Linked DNA regions of Homo sapiens: region 1 is linked to region 2. The links are chromatin loops, found by intact Hi-C in ENCODE. Cell type or tissue: dorsolateral prefrontal cortex. All regions are shown on one strand. Links, peaks and the distances in the headings refer to the core of each region. The heading gives the core; the rest is flanking DNA.

The links. Hi-C counts contacts between places; a loop is a spot of excess contacts. Peaks named below come from ENCODE experiments on the same cell type or tissue, not always from the same donor. Only the 100,000 strongest peaks of a DNase experiment are listed, where the experiment ranks them.
Region 1: it touches region 2 in a loop (4-fold over the local background); 12 of 110 quality-filtered maps call a loop at or near these places.

The regions. Positions count from the first base shown.
Region 1 is chr5:32,467,888-32,475,248 of GRCh38, forward strand. No RefSeq gene overlaps it. Among named protein-coding and RNA genes, the nearest start is that of ZFR, 27 kb to the left of the region's middle. In dorsolateral prefrontal cortex, for the core only: a CTCF peak has its summit at 4,068 (motif pointing left); a DNase peak (open chromatin) is centred at 4,092.
Region 2 is chr5:32,229,318-32,236,678 of GRCh38, forward strand. MTMR12 (myotubularin related protein 12) reads right to left here. Exons shown (of 16, transcript NM_001040446.3): 14 at 5,645-5,812; 15 at 4,456-4,617; 16 at 1-1,030. The coding sequence ends at 461. It also overlaps the pseudogene RNU6-1079P. Among named protein-coding and RNA genes, the nearest start is that of GOLPH3, 59 kb to the left of the region's middle. RefSeq lists enhancers at 2,317-2,862, 2,863-3,407, 4,261-4,732. In dorsolateral prefrontal cortex, for the core only: CTCF peaks have their summits at 3,320 (motif pointing right) and 3,520; DNase peaks (open chromatin) are centred at 2,919, 3,314 and 4,586; H3K27ac peaks cover 4,230 bases.

The DNA of each region.
Region 1 (7,361 bases), core at 1,344-6,343, 240 kb after region 2:
CTTACGATAATCTTAGTAATGGTGAAATCACATGTCACTAGTCACCCAGACCTGAGAGCCAGACGTTCCCCCCACATGCTCCCTCAGAGATCTCCAGAGCTTGAGATTCCTGATTAATGGGCTCTGTCCACAAAAGGTGTCCTTGATCATCTCAGACATTATGGGGCAGGCCGAGTATGGGTAGGGCGTTGCTTCTGTCATAACAAGACTTGGTTTATTTCAAATAATCTAAAATCTGTGAAGATATATTAGAGCCTATTGGCAGGTTCCTGAGTACCCCATGCATGCAACCTTTGTCTGCCTATGCCCAGTGTCTCCAGCATGAATGACTTCATGGCTACCCATGTTGCCCAATTTCTAAGCAAAGCCTTAGGATGGGTGTTTCAAGTCTTCTGCACAAAGGAAGTAAATATGACGAATTAAGTTTTACCAATAGTAATTTATGTACTTACTCCTTTGATATCCCAATAGGTCTTTCTTTCCAGCACCTTCACCCGAAACAGCTGGAGCTGAGCCATCCACTTTTCTGAGGGTATAAAAATTAGGGACCTTTGGTTGCAAGAAATGGAAACCAATTCTGGCTGATGTGATAAACAGGAGATTTTAGGGGAGACCATAGAGAGCCTAGACTCAGTGGGAATGCTGGGAGATCAGGCTTGGAATTGGGCAGGAACAAAGTCAGCTCTTCAGGGTGAGAAAGCAGGACCTGGAGGAACAGTCTGGACAGACACCATTGCCTAATGAACGAATGCCAATCATTGTCACTTCAATTCTCTGCAGAATATTCAAACTAGAGACATGATCAATTTCAGGTAGATTGTAGATTTAAATGTGAAAGGAAGATCAATAAAGCCTTTAGAGGAAGACTGAGCAGAGACCCTTTGGGCCAGAGAGAGCAGGGCAAGATGTCAAACACAAGCCAGGCCTGTGGACCGGAGGACTCCTGGCCCAGACCAGGAATGGGAAACAGAGGTAGAACCTAGAGGTTTGGAGGGTGGCACGTTCCTGTGGCTTAGGGTTTTGAGAAGCTCAAGCATAGCAGACATTACGCCCCCAGCAACCTGACTGATTCCAGACCCCTACTGTGGTGCCTCAGGTGTGCCTATTGCACCTCCCTTCTTGTTCAAGGTCAGTTCAGCCTGCCAAGAAAGGACCTCAGGGCCCACAGCTGAGCAGGGAACAGGCAAGGGTTTATGCATCTCTTCTCCCAGTGAAGGTGCCCAACTAACTGGGTGTAATGGATAAGGAACCAGCCCGGGGGCTTAGCAGTGTGGAAATCCAGTGCTCCCAGGGAAGCTACCTGAAAAGGTGCAATGCACAGCCACAAGACCAAGAGGCTGCAATTCAGGGCCACTGATGACTGCAACAGCTCCACAGGGTATAGAGCAGTGGAAACAGAGACTTTTGCTTTGTATATATTTTAATAAAAAACAACAACTACTGTTGTGCCAAGTCTGTTCTAATCACTGTACACGTGCCATCTTATTTAATCCTCGTAAGAACTCCATTATGGGAGTTACTATTACTATCTCCATTTTACAGATGAGGAAACTAACACACAGAAAGTTTAAGGCACTTGCCCAAGGTAACACAGCTATTTAAAGAGACAGAGCTGGGATTTAAATGTTGGCAATTTAAATGTTGGCATTACCTCTCATATAAGCCAGACAGATAAACACAGACCCTGAAGCAGACTCTTTGAGCAAGGGCTCACAATCAAAAAGGCAACAGAAGTGAAGGAGACAGATACAGGCACATTGTATGGGTGGAGAGCAGGAGGGCGCGTCAAAGAGTCAGGGTGTGAGCACATGATTATGTGGAGACACGATTTTGTACAGCCTTCATTTATCTTGAACTTTCCTTTTGGAGGTGTCATGTAGGAATTCTAACATCAGGCTGTTAATGAGAATCATAGACTCCTTCAGAATCCCACAGTGAACTTGCACAGAAAATCCTTCTTCTTTTTTTTTTTTTCTTTTTTGAGACAGAGTCTTGCTCTTGTTGCCCTGGCTGGAGTGCAATGCCATGATCTCAGCACACTGCAACCTCCGCCTCCTGGGTTCAAGCGATTCTCCTGCCTCAGCCTCCCAGGTAGCTGGGATTACAGGCACCTGCCACCGTGCTCAGCTAATTTTTGTATTTTTAGTAGAGATGGGGTTTCACCATGTTGGCCAGGCTGGTCTCAAACTCCTGACCTCAGGTGATCCACCCGTCTCAGCCTCCCAAAGTGCTGGGATTACAGGCGTGAGCCATCACGCCCGGCCCAGCAAATCATTCTTAAAAAAATTTGATTTTATTGTGGTAAGAACACAACATGAGATCTACTCTCTTTAACAAATTGTTAAGTGTACAATACAGTTAACTATAAGGAAAAGATTGTGTGGCAGGTTCTGTAGAACTTATTCACCTTGCTTAACTGAAACTTTCTGTTTGTTGATTAGCAACTCCTTACTTCCCTTCTCCCAGCCCCTGGCAACCACCATTCCACTCTTTGATTCTATGAATTTGACTATTTAAAAATACCACTGCAGTGGAATCATGCAGTATTTGTCCTTCTGTGACTGACTTAATTTCACTTAGCATAATATCCTCAAGTTTCATTCATGTTGTAACATATTGCAGGATTTCCTCCTTATTTTAAAGGCTAAATGATAATCCATTGTATGTTTGTTTGTTTGTTTGCTTGTTTTTTGAGACAGTCTTGCCCTGTCACCCAGGCTGGACTGCAGTGGCGCGCTCGCTGCTCATTGCAGCCTCCGCCCCCAGGTTCAAGCGATTCTCACGCCTCAGCCTCCCAAGCAGCTGAGGTTACGGGTGTGTGCCACCATGCCGGGCTAATTTTTTTATTTTTAGTAGAGACGGGTTTTCGCCATGTTGGTCAGGCTGGTCTCGAACTCCTGACCTCAAATGATCCACCCACCTCGGCCTCCCAAAATGCTGGGATTACAGGCGTGAGCCACCGTGCCCAGCCTGTATGTACCCTTTACTGTTCAAAACAAGGGTTAAAAGTGGTGGGATTGAGGCCAGGGGAGGCCTGGATGTGGTTACGTTTTAAAAACTAATCTTAGCCAGGCATGATGGTACATGTCTGTAGTCCCAGCTACTTGGGAGCTGAGGCAGGAGGATTGTTTGAGCCCAGGAATTCAAGACCTGCCAGGACAATATAGCCAGATCTTCTTCTAAAAACAAACAAATAAAACCAAAAATACCTAGTCTTTTAGAGAAACATACTCACATATTCATGGATGAAATGATGTCATGTCTGAAATTTACTTCGAAATAGTTTGGGAGGAGAAGAAGTGGGTGAGGGTTTGGTTGGGGCAGGATTGTCCCATGGATTGATGGATTGATGGTTTTGGAGGTTAGATAATGAATATGGGGTGGGGCACTTATCGTACCATTTGGTCTACTTTTGTGTAAGTTATACATTCTCCATAATTGGAAAGATTTTAAAAACTAAGATATGGCAGCACAGTTTGATTGCAAGTGACCATATCTACCCTAGCAACCATGAAAGAATTATTTTAAAAACTTAGTAGTTTGCTTAAAAGATAAGTTGAAAATTTTAAATGCTAACAAATCTTCATCCCAATTTTGCTCTTCCCACACAACATAAGTGACTTCCTGGCCACAGAACTTATGTGAAACCATGTACAACACAAAGCGAATTATCAGTTTACTTGGAGTCTCTGCCTGTAACTCAGCCCTGACTTGGCTGTGTTTCTTTAGAGCTGAAGCCTCAGTTGAGACTCCTTGCTGCAGAAACAGGGGCCAGACACCAGGGCCCATGCAAAAACTGGAGGGGGTCACCAAGACCCTTGAGGCCTCTGCTCCCAAGAACATGGGTCCCCTGTTACATCCAAAGGGAGAACCACCCACATGTCTGAAGGCATCTTCTAGATGGAGGATTCTAAACACACCGGAATGCCTCAGAATCTGTTCTCAGCTCCTTCTCTTCTCTTGCTACACTTTCTTCCTTGAGAATTCATCCTGGTTCACAGCTTCAAATTTATCTAAAAGCTAATGATTCCCAGGTTTATACTGCCAGCCTGGACTGTCCCTTGACTGCCACCAACTGGCATATCCAGCTGTCCTCACAACATTCTTACATAAATGACAGTGGGGGATCTGTGTTACCATGTGAAACAGGCTGGGGGGATGATTGCCAGAGCCACTCCCACTTTAGTCTGCCCATCCCAGGAAGTTATTCTTGATTCTTTTCTTCACCTATCACCTCCAATTGCTCAGCAAGTCCTGTTGATTCTACCTTCAAACTATACCCAAAATCTGACTACGTCTTACCACCTCTACCACCACCACTTCATCCAAACCACTGGTATCTCCCATCTAAGCTATTGCAGTAACCTTCTAACTGGTCTTGCTGCCTCCTCCTTCATCCCCTGTATCAGTGTAGATTAGATTTTAAATATATTCATCAGATCACAAGCCGCCTCTAAGAAAACTCAAATTCCTGCCAGGCACAGTGGCTCCTGCCTGTAATCTTAGCTATTTGGGAGGCTGAGGTAGGAGGATTGCTTGAGGCCAAGAGTTCAAGACCAGCCAAGGCAACATAATGAAACCCTGTCTCTAAAACCAGAAAACAAAAAAACAAAAATTATCCAGGTGTGGTGGTGTGTGCCTGTAGTCCCAGCTACTGAGGAAGCTGAGATGGGAGGATTGCTTGAGCCTGGAAGGTCGAGGCTGCAGTGAGCCTTGATCCTTGATCATGCCACTATACTCCAGCCTGGGTGACAGAGTGAGACTTTGTCTCCAGAAAAAAAAAAAAAAAAGAGAGAGACCTTGTCTCGACAGAAAAAGTATCTGGGTGTGGTGGCACACACCTGTAAGCCCAGCTACTTGGGAGGCCAGAGTGAGAGAATTACTTGAGCCCAGGATTTGGAGGCTGCAGTGAGTTATGATGGCACCACTGCACTCTAGCCTGGGTGTGATAGAGTAAGACTCTATTTCTAAAAAAAAGAAAAAAAAAAGAAAGGAAGAAAAATCAAAAACAAAACAAGGCCAGGAGCAGTGGCTCACATCTGTAATCCCAGCACTTTGGGAGGTTGAGGTTGGGGGATTGCTTGAGGCCAGGAATTCAAGACCAGCCTGGCCAACATGGTGAAACCCTGTCTCTATTAAAAATACAAAAATTAGCCAGGCGTGGTGACGCACATCTGTAATCCCAGCTGCCTGGGAGACTGAGGTAGGAGGATTGTTTAAACCTGGGAGGCAGAGGTTGCAGTGAGCCAAGATCACACCACGGCAGTCCAGCCTGGGTAACAGAGTGACACTCTGTCTCATAAAATAAAATAAAAACAAAACAAAACTCAAATTCCTTACGTGGCGGACAGGCCCCTACGTGAGCTGGCCCCTGGCCACCCGCTGCTTCCGACTCCTGTTGGCTCCTTCTCCTCCAGTCACTGGCATTCATGATGGTCTGTGACTTTTACTCCAGTCTCAGGATCCTTGTGTTTGTTCTTCCTATTGTAGTTTGTTCTTTCTTCATACTTCTTATGGTGTGTTCCGTCCCTTAATCAGGGGGATGGTGGGGTCCTTGGATTCAGGTGTCTACTTAGGGTTTTCTACGTAGGTTCTCAGAGACATTCTCCCGCTGCTGTACGTAAAAGAGGCCTTTTTCCATGGTTTACGTTATTTATTTATTTATCTTTTTGAGGTGGAGTTTTGCTCTTTTGTCCAGGCTGGAGTGGACAATCTGGGGTCACTGCAACCTCCGCCTTCCAGTTTCAAGTGATTCTCCTGCCTCAGTCTCCCGAGTAGCTGGGACTACAGGGGCCCGCCACTATGCCTGGCTGATGTTTTGTGTTTTTAGTAGAGACAGGGTTTCACCATGTTGGCCAGGATGGTCTCAACCTCCTGACCTCGTGATCCTCCCTCCTAGGCCTCCCAAAGTGCTGGGATTACAGGTGTGAGCCACCGCATCTGGCTACCTTACATTTTAAAATAACCCTTATCACTACTGAAAATGATGTCTTTATATGTCTATCTCCTTATTTTCTGTTTCCTTACTCTCCTCCCAGGAACATAAACTTCATGAGGGCAAGGACTTTGCCTCCTTCACTTTTGTGTCTCTGGTGCTTAGCTCCGTATTTGAATATTTGTTGGATGAATGGATAATGACTATTCCAGGACTCGCTTGATACAGAACTATCTTCTCTAGAGAATGGAAAGGTAAACGTATCATTTACCAGCCACTTATCTTAAGTAGAGTCCCAGAGTGTAGGCTTATGCCATGGAGCTCATGTGAATTTCCACTTGGGCCATCTGGGATTCTTTTCTCAAAAGAGCCTGATGCCTGGTGCAGGGGCCGGTCAGCTGGCCTGGAGGGATATAACCCACATTTACCTTTCTCCTCCTGGCAGTATTCTAGAATACCTCACTCACTGCAGCAAGGGAGCTTTCTCTCCTGGGTCGGTAGGGGATATGGTTTGAATGTAGCCCTGAGGAGCGTCTCAAATGATCTTTGGCCCAGTTGTCTTGTGTCAGTCTCCTGGGGAGAAGGATCATTTACTGAAGTGAAAAACGAATCAGTCAAGCTTGAGAGCTGTAGATAACAGCACAGGGAGCTGTGTTTTATGGCCTCAAAGAGTTTAACCCAGATTGGAAAAAGGTATTTCACTCCAGCAGCAACAGAGGGGAGCTGTACCTTGCCTCTGACTCCAGAGAAACGGGACATGTCACAGGGGTGACCAACAGGGCACCAGCCACAGCAGGGAGGGTGGAAACTTGGGCAGCAAGAGTCACAGTTAATGCCTGGTGAGGAGTGACCATTGGAGTGACGTGGAGCTGCACGGTAAGCACTGGGGACGTGCCAAAGAAGGAGGCTGGGTCAGTCAGGTTTTACTGCAATGATTCTACTTGAAAAACACACTGAATTTCAGCGACTTACAACATCAACACCACATTTATGTATCTCACCTATAGGTGTTCAGGTCAGCTGTGGTGGTTCTGCTTCAGGCTGTGGATCCAGATCACGTCTGCCCCACACGGCTCTCACGCTGGGACCAGCAGCTTCTCTTGGCAGCTAGCAGAGGTTTGAGAAGGCAGCCCAGACCATGCAAACTCATTGAAAACCTCTGCTCGGGTGACATCCTTTAATATTTCATTGGCAAGACCCAGCGCAGTGGCTCACACCTGTAATCCCAGCACTTTGGTGGGCCGAGGAGGGCGGATCACCTGAGGTCAGGAGTTCAAGACCAGCCTAGACAACATGGCGAAAACTCATCTGTACTAAAAAATACAAAAATTAGCTGGGCTTGGTGGTGGGCGCCTGTAATCTCAGCTACTTGGGATGCTGAGGCAGGAGAATTGCTTGAACCCAGGAGTCAGAGGTTGCAGTGAGC
Region 2 (7,361 bases), core at 872-5,871:
CAACTCCCCATACAAATACATAAAGCTGAACTTGCTTCTATAATTGAGATGGGTTACACAGAAACTTACTATTCCCAATGACTGGATAAATTATCTTGGCACAAAGAGGATCTGAAGAAAGTATCAAGTCCAAGAATATCTTACTGAAGCCCTTTCTGGTAGTAAACTGGCCATTGTGGGCTCTGTATAATACTTAGGCATCAGAAAACGGCCACAACCCTATTACGGGTCAAGTAATAATTCCTTCCAATTAGTAATACTACAGATGCGGTTTTAATTGCATAGTCTTTTAGAATCATGAAAAATAATGAGAGCCACCTCTTTTCCCGAAGGCCCAGGTTTATTCTAACGGAGTGCCGGGCTAAGGACCCAGCCAGCATGAGCTGTAGCGTGACACAAATCCAGGGATCAGCTGTCCCAATCTCCCACATTCCTCTTTCACAATCACTCAACAAACAGGTCACACATCCCCTAGGTCCACGAACTCATCTTCTCGTTTGGCCAAATCGTCTTCATCTCCCAAAGCTTTCCAGCCACTGGTGGGTAAGACGGGCTTAGAGGAATGTCGCTGGAGCAGAGCGAAAGGAAACAAAGACGAGAGGCGGGCAGAGTTCCTCAGCAGGCAGGGGGCCTCAGCCTGGGGGGCCTGCTGGCTGTGGTGTCTCTCGTCGATCTTCTCTTGTAAACTCTGGACTTCCTCCATCATTTCCAAGAGTTTGCTCAGAGTGGCCACTTGGCCACCACCTAGGATTTGGGCTTCTGGAATCCAACGTAGGTAGCGCTGGGCCCAGACTTTGATTTCGGGCCCCTCGATATGCGGTAACAACAAACCATGGTAGTCAGTGGACTTGCTATGCCAGCTGTCATAGAACTCTCGAAAGTTGTCTTGGAGCTCATCAGAAGAATTAATAAGTTTGCTAATTCTCTTGCCCAGAAGGTTTTTAATTAAATGATCTGTTTCTTCCCTGAAAAATCCTCTTTTGGGAGATGACTTAGATTGTGTAAGTGGCAAAGAAAGTTGTCGTTGATGCTTTGAGAGAAAACACAAATAAAAATCACTGGTTAACATAACAGGCACAGTTAACAGCTGTTACCATAACAAAAAGAGCATAACCCTGCTTTAACAAGTTCCAAGAGACATCAGTGTTGCCATGTGAATGCACACTCATTAACACGCTGTGACATCCAGAGGTGGGGTATTCCTGTGTATTGCCATGGTGCACACTGTACCAGAAACAAATGGGGAAGCAGGTGCACGTGGCAGCTGTGCAGAAAGGCATGCTGGGACACAGAGAAAGGAGCTTTTGGTGCCCTCCTCCTCTGTCACAGGGGCACCACAGGACACAAAGCACTTCTGAAAAAGCTGTTTAACTTAAGATAGTTTAATGATTTAGGGGAACTTGTGGGTCAGGCCCATTCATGTTCTAAAGGGAAAAAGATGTTTCTTCTTTGAGAACTTTAAGGCTGTTAACCACTACAATCTTCTGAACAACTGCAAGGAGGCACTGCTAACTACCAGAAGATACTATCACATGGGTGAAATAGCAGCTTATCAGGCATCCAGTGGGAGTTTAAGCCGAAGTCATAAAGATTCTTTTAGATACAGAAAACAGGCAGGTGAGAGCAAAGAAATGTGATGAGCCAGCTAAGCTGACCAGACTTGTCTGGCAACCTGCATGGAGTAGAAAATGGGAGAGCATTTTCACATTTTCATATTTCCCCCCTTGGTCATTCTCTCTGTGGCCAGAGCAGAGTATTATATTTGGGGGTGCACTGAGAAAGGGTTTTGAGGCTGGGCGCAGTAGCTCATGCCTGTAATCCTAGCACTTTGGGAGACCGAGGCGGGCAGATCACCTGAGGCCAGGAGTTCAAGACCAACCTCAACCTGGCCAAAATGGCAAAACCCCATCTCCACTAAAAATAGAAAAAATTAGCAGGGTGTGGTGGTGGGCACCCGAGGCTGAGGGAGGAGAATTGCTTGAACCCAGGAGGCAGAGGCTGCAGTGAGCCGAGATCACGCCGTTGCACTCCAGCCTGGGCAATGACAGCAAAACTCTGGCTCGCAAAAAAAAAAAAAAAAAAAGGGTTGTAAAAGATGGATGTGGTCGGAAGGTCATGAGGGTTCCCCAGTGCCCAAAGCAGAAGTAAAAACATGTGGGGAGAAGCTGTTTGTCCAGCTCTTTTGCTACTGTTCATTTGAAGTAAGAAGAGATAACAACTTAATTTTCAGGTTCACTCTAAAACTCTCTAACATATTTCCATCAATGGTTCTTCCTTGTAAAAAGATATTCTTTATTGTAAAGAAAATTATTTCCTTATTATGAAATATGGAATAACAATAAAAATATTAAAAAGAAAACAAAACCATCCACAAGACCACAGCTCGGAGGTGACCAGGATTTGACTTTCCATCCAGGGTCAGGAAAGATGAAGGCCAGGATTCAGTGGCCTCTCTTTTTCTCCATCGTGAAGATGTGTCAGGCAGGGCAGGGACTACACTGAACCACCACCCAGTGCTTCCTGCCTGCTCGGTTCTGTGCTCAGTACTCACATTCACTGAGCACCTCATTCTCAAAGTCACTATTATTGCCCCACTTTACAAGCAAGGAAACTAAGGCACAGAGGTAAGCAATCTGCCGAAGGCACTGCTGCTCAGTGCCAAAGGTGGTTCAAATAGTCTGGCTCCAGAGCCTGGGCTCTCTACTGAGCTCTCCTTGGTCCTGGAAGCCCCCTTCTCTCTATCTCCTAAGCAAAGGGAGCACTCAAGACCAGCTGACATGCCAGCAGCTCTGCAGGCCAAAGCCTGGCCCGGGCCTGCGGCTGACACCGAGGCTGCACACTGGAATGGGTCCCCCCCACCGTGTGGCATTTGCACGGCAGCACCACATGCTGCTCAGCCCCTGCTTCCTCAGAGTCTCTGCAGAACTTCCCCCAGGCCACCAGGCCGCTCAACACATTGCTCCACCTGATATCTGGTCTTCTTACCCAAAGGCTTCAAGGTTTCTTGTCGCCCCCGTCCCAACTGTGATTTAGCTAGTGCAACCTGAAATTCTCCACCCCTTCAGCTCAGTCCTTTCCCACCTGCCAACTCCTGGAGCTTAGGCTGTCTGTCCCTATCTCCCAAGGAAAAGAGATGATTAGAAAAGCTAGGTCTGAGGAGAGAAATGAAATCCATTATTGGAAGGGGGAGCCTTAGGTTCCTCCCGTAACACAACAGACGTTGTCCTCGCTGTCTCTGAGGTCCCCTGCCACTCTGGCACAGGGCAGTTTCTCTGGTGCCAATCCAGCTCTCATGAGAATGTGCATGCAGCCACCAGGGGGCACAACACACTGAAGAAAAACCAATTTCTGGCCAAGCTGTTCTGGGGCTCAGGGCAATTCTGGTTAAACTGGCAGAAGAGGCTCAGCCAGAAAGGGGAAACTCCACCCTGGGCCTGCGGCCCCTAAAAGGGCAAAGTGGCCATTCTGAGTCGTTCAGCAGCCAACATCGTCTCTGCTGGCCGTGGCTCACCCAGGTCCCCAGTCCTCTTTAGAATGGAACCAACTCTGACACCAGAAAGGGCCAGGCTTTCTGAAGCCCTCCAGATCAGGCAGGATAAGGATGGCATGGAGAAGGCAGTGACACACATCGACTTAGACTTACCATCACTGCTCTCTCCTTTGTGGACTCTGTGGGGGAGAAATTCTGGGCCTGGAGACAGAGCTAGGAAATGTCAGTTAAATAATTCATCAGTTAGGGAACTTTGGGATTATCAACTAAAATGACTTTCTGACATTTGTGGCTCATAGCATAGGTCAGCAAACTGGCCACCCCTCCGGCCAAATCTGGCCTGGCGCCTGTTCTCGTAAACACTGGAACACAGCTATGCCTACTTGTTCACCTACTAAGGCTCCTTTTTTTTTTTTCAAGTAAAGGAATAAAGAATGGCTACTCCAAGGGCAGAGCAGACTAAGGCTTCTTTTGTACTACAACAGTAGAGGGGTAGTTGTGACAGAGACTTTGCAGCCCTTGACAGAGTTTTGCAACCTGTGGTTTACAGGCACAGCTCATTAAGAAAAGTCTTACTATTTATTATAATAAATGAACTGGTATCGGCCAAGTAAAACCCACACAATCAATGTTCCTTTTACTCTACTAACACACACACACACACAAACACACACACACACACACACACACAGGCAGGACAAGAGGCACGATTCCATGGAGTATGACCAGGGTGGCAGCATCCACAGTGACATCTGGCAAATGGCCCTGTTGTACCAGGGCAAAGGTGATTTGCTGAAAGCAAAGGATTCTAATGGCCCTTGACAATTTGACCATCACAAGTCTCAACTCTGCAGACTGCTTCGAGGGGTAGAAAATGCTGGCAGACAGAATCCGTAAGTACCTTTTATCATTACATGCACGGGGTCTGGGCAGCTGAAGGGGGTTTAGACATGTGGACATCTTACTTTGAAGCGCATTCCTTTCCGTTGGCCTTTGTCCAGTTTTGGCTTTTCCACATAAAGAGGGTTTTTGAGCAATGTCTGGGCTTTGGGTTCAAACTGCACCGACCAATCCCACACGGTGAGCAGATTCAAAGGCTTGCTTTGTGTATCCTGGCCTTCTCTACCCTGCCAAAACAAGCACAGGTCATGCTGTTTTCCAGGGAGGGCTGAGGAAGGCAAACACATACTTCTGGACACAGGCACCAGGAAGCATGCTCCTGCTCTGCCCTGAGAATGAATAATCATGGGCATTTAAGGCTGAGGCTACCTGTGGTTATTCACTACAAGCTTTTGGTGTGGGAGGAGGGCAAGAACAAGGACACTTCCTTTCCAGCAGTCTACACGCCAGCCGCTGTGCTGGGTGCTTCCACAGCCTCGCGAGGCAACTGTTGTTTTTCCAATTTTACATTTGAGGAAACCAAGGCTCAGAAAACTGAACTGCCCAAGGTCACAAAGCTGGTGAGTCACAAGGCTGAGCTCTGAAAGCAGGGCTGTTGCTCCTACTTCACTGGGGGATTTGGTAATCCTCCCAGCTCAAGCAAAGCCTGTAGCCCTCAGGAGGCTGCTCAGAAGCACTGAGATTATCTAATTGGGGGCACAGTCCAGGAAGGGCCAAAAGGGTTAAGATGGAAGGAAAAGGCTAGCTTCCCTGATCTGCTGGTCCCCATTCTCTTCACAGAGGAGTTCCAGGCATCAGGCAAAATCGGAGGACATCTGGTCTAACTGTCTTTCAAATGGACAGCTTTGAATTTTGCTTAATTCCCCAGCTTCAACACTTGCTTCCAGTTCCAATATTTACCATGTGACCACGAGTGAGTTACTTATCCTTTTTTTGCCTCAGCTTCCTCCAGGATAATAAAAATGCATATGCCATAGGGTGCTGTAAGGAGTAAGTATTAATACCTAAGAAGCTCTTAGACCAATGCTTGGTATGTAGTTAGTGTTCAATATCTTTTTTAAAATATGGAACGTCTCATGAGTTTGCATGTCATCCTCTCGCAGGGGCCATGCTAATCTTCTCTGTATTATTCCAACTTTGTTTAGTGTATGTGCTGCCAAGTGAGCACCATTTTATTTGTAGCATCAGTATTACTGCATCCTACTTGTGAGAAGAAGCCTCTTTAATACACAGGTTCCTAAGAGGGACTCTTACCATGTTAGTATCTTTTTGATGAGGTGAATTGAAGAAGAAGGTGCTAAAAATAGGTATATACAGGCTATCTGACAAAACAGTCAGGTAAGTCTCTGTGAATTCAAATGCCGGGGGATGCTGGTGCACCAGCTGCCAGACACAATCTAGGAAAAGCAGGAACACAGGAACCTGCATGAAAACAAGATACGTTACTTGGTGGGCAGAGCCCAGAGCAAGCCATCCTGAGTTCAGGGGGCAGCCACCTCAACAGCTGTGGAATAAGCACTTCTGAGGACTTCATTCTCTGGGAAACACAGAATACTCCATACCATCCCAAGTGAGAAATATGCTCAACTGAAATCACATGCTTGCGATTTACATGCCTATCTGTGTCAAAGACATTTCAAAGACGAAATATGTAAAAACCTCATTATGGATCAGTGTTACAGATGAGCATCTGCAATTGATTCTGATAATAGAAAACACTAACTTAGAACCCCAATTAAGCAAAATATTATCTCCTCCAAAAAAATTCCATTCTTCCATTAGTAGTACTGTATTACCAAACAATGTACTTAATTATGAGTGCTACTTTGAATTTTGTCAATGAAAAGTTACGGGGGGTGGGAGGGAACTTCTATTCCCCACCTGCCCACACACTAACTGACAGGGTTTGATCTTGGAGACCAACGTGGAAGGAGAAGCCTCCTGTCCACCCCGCAGTGAGGGCCCAGAAGACAACGGGGATGGGAGACAAGGGAGAAGCAGTGAAAGTGAGTTTCAAAATGTTTTCAAAATGCATCTTTACAAATCCACAAGCCTCATTTATTAGCTCCCAGAGGCGAGCCCTTGATGAGCAGGGAGAGTAGTTTCTAGTGTGCTTTATCATTTAGAAAGCGCTTATCCTCCCTGATTAACCAGTGATCCTGCCAGGGGGCTAAGAGAAGCTATGTTAGTCTCTCCCTTACAAAGGAGGAAAGGGAAGATTGGAGATGCCTGGAGGCCGGTCCCCAGGGTCTCACACAGGGCTCATGTTTCTTTTCAATTTTCCTTCAAAACTCCAATATGTCCATGTTGAGATGCTAAGAAACATTTGTACAGCAACTTTATTTCACACTTCATTTTATGCATAATATCATTAAATAGAGTGGAAAATATTTGAACTGCAATGTATAGGCAGGGCAATAGGCTCAGAAAATACAAGTGACTTCTCCAAGGGCTGGGTGAACAGCAGCAGATCAGGTCTCTTCTTAGACCTCAGACTCTTTCCCCATTAGACATGGTGCCTGCCAGTCCCCCTTTTCTCAAGATATACAAAAACATATGGGTAGGCGCAGTGGCTCATGTGTGTATTTCCAGCACTTTGAGAGGCTGAGGCAGATGGATCGCCTGAGCCCGGGAGTTTGAGACCAACCTGGGCAACATGGCAAAACCCATCTCTGCAAAAAATACAAAAATTAGCTAGGCATGGTAGTGTACACCTATAGTCCCAGCTACTCAGAAGGCTGAGGCAGGAGGATTGCTTGAGCCCAGGGGGTTGAAACTGCAGTAAGCCATGACTGTGCAACTGTATTCCAGCCTGGGCAACAGAGAGAGACCATGTCTCAAAAACAAAACAAGGCCAGGCGCTGTGGCTCACGCTTGTAATCCCAGCATTTTGGGAGGCTGACATGGGTGAATCACCTGAGGTCAAGAGTTCGATACCTGACCAACATGGTGAAACCCTGTCTCTACTAAA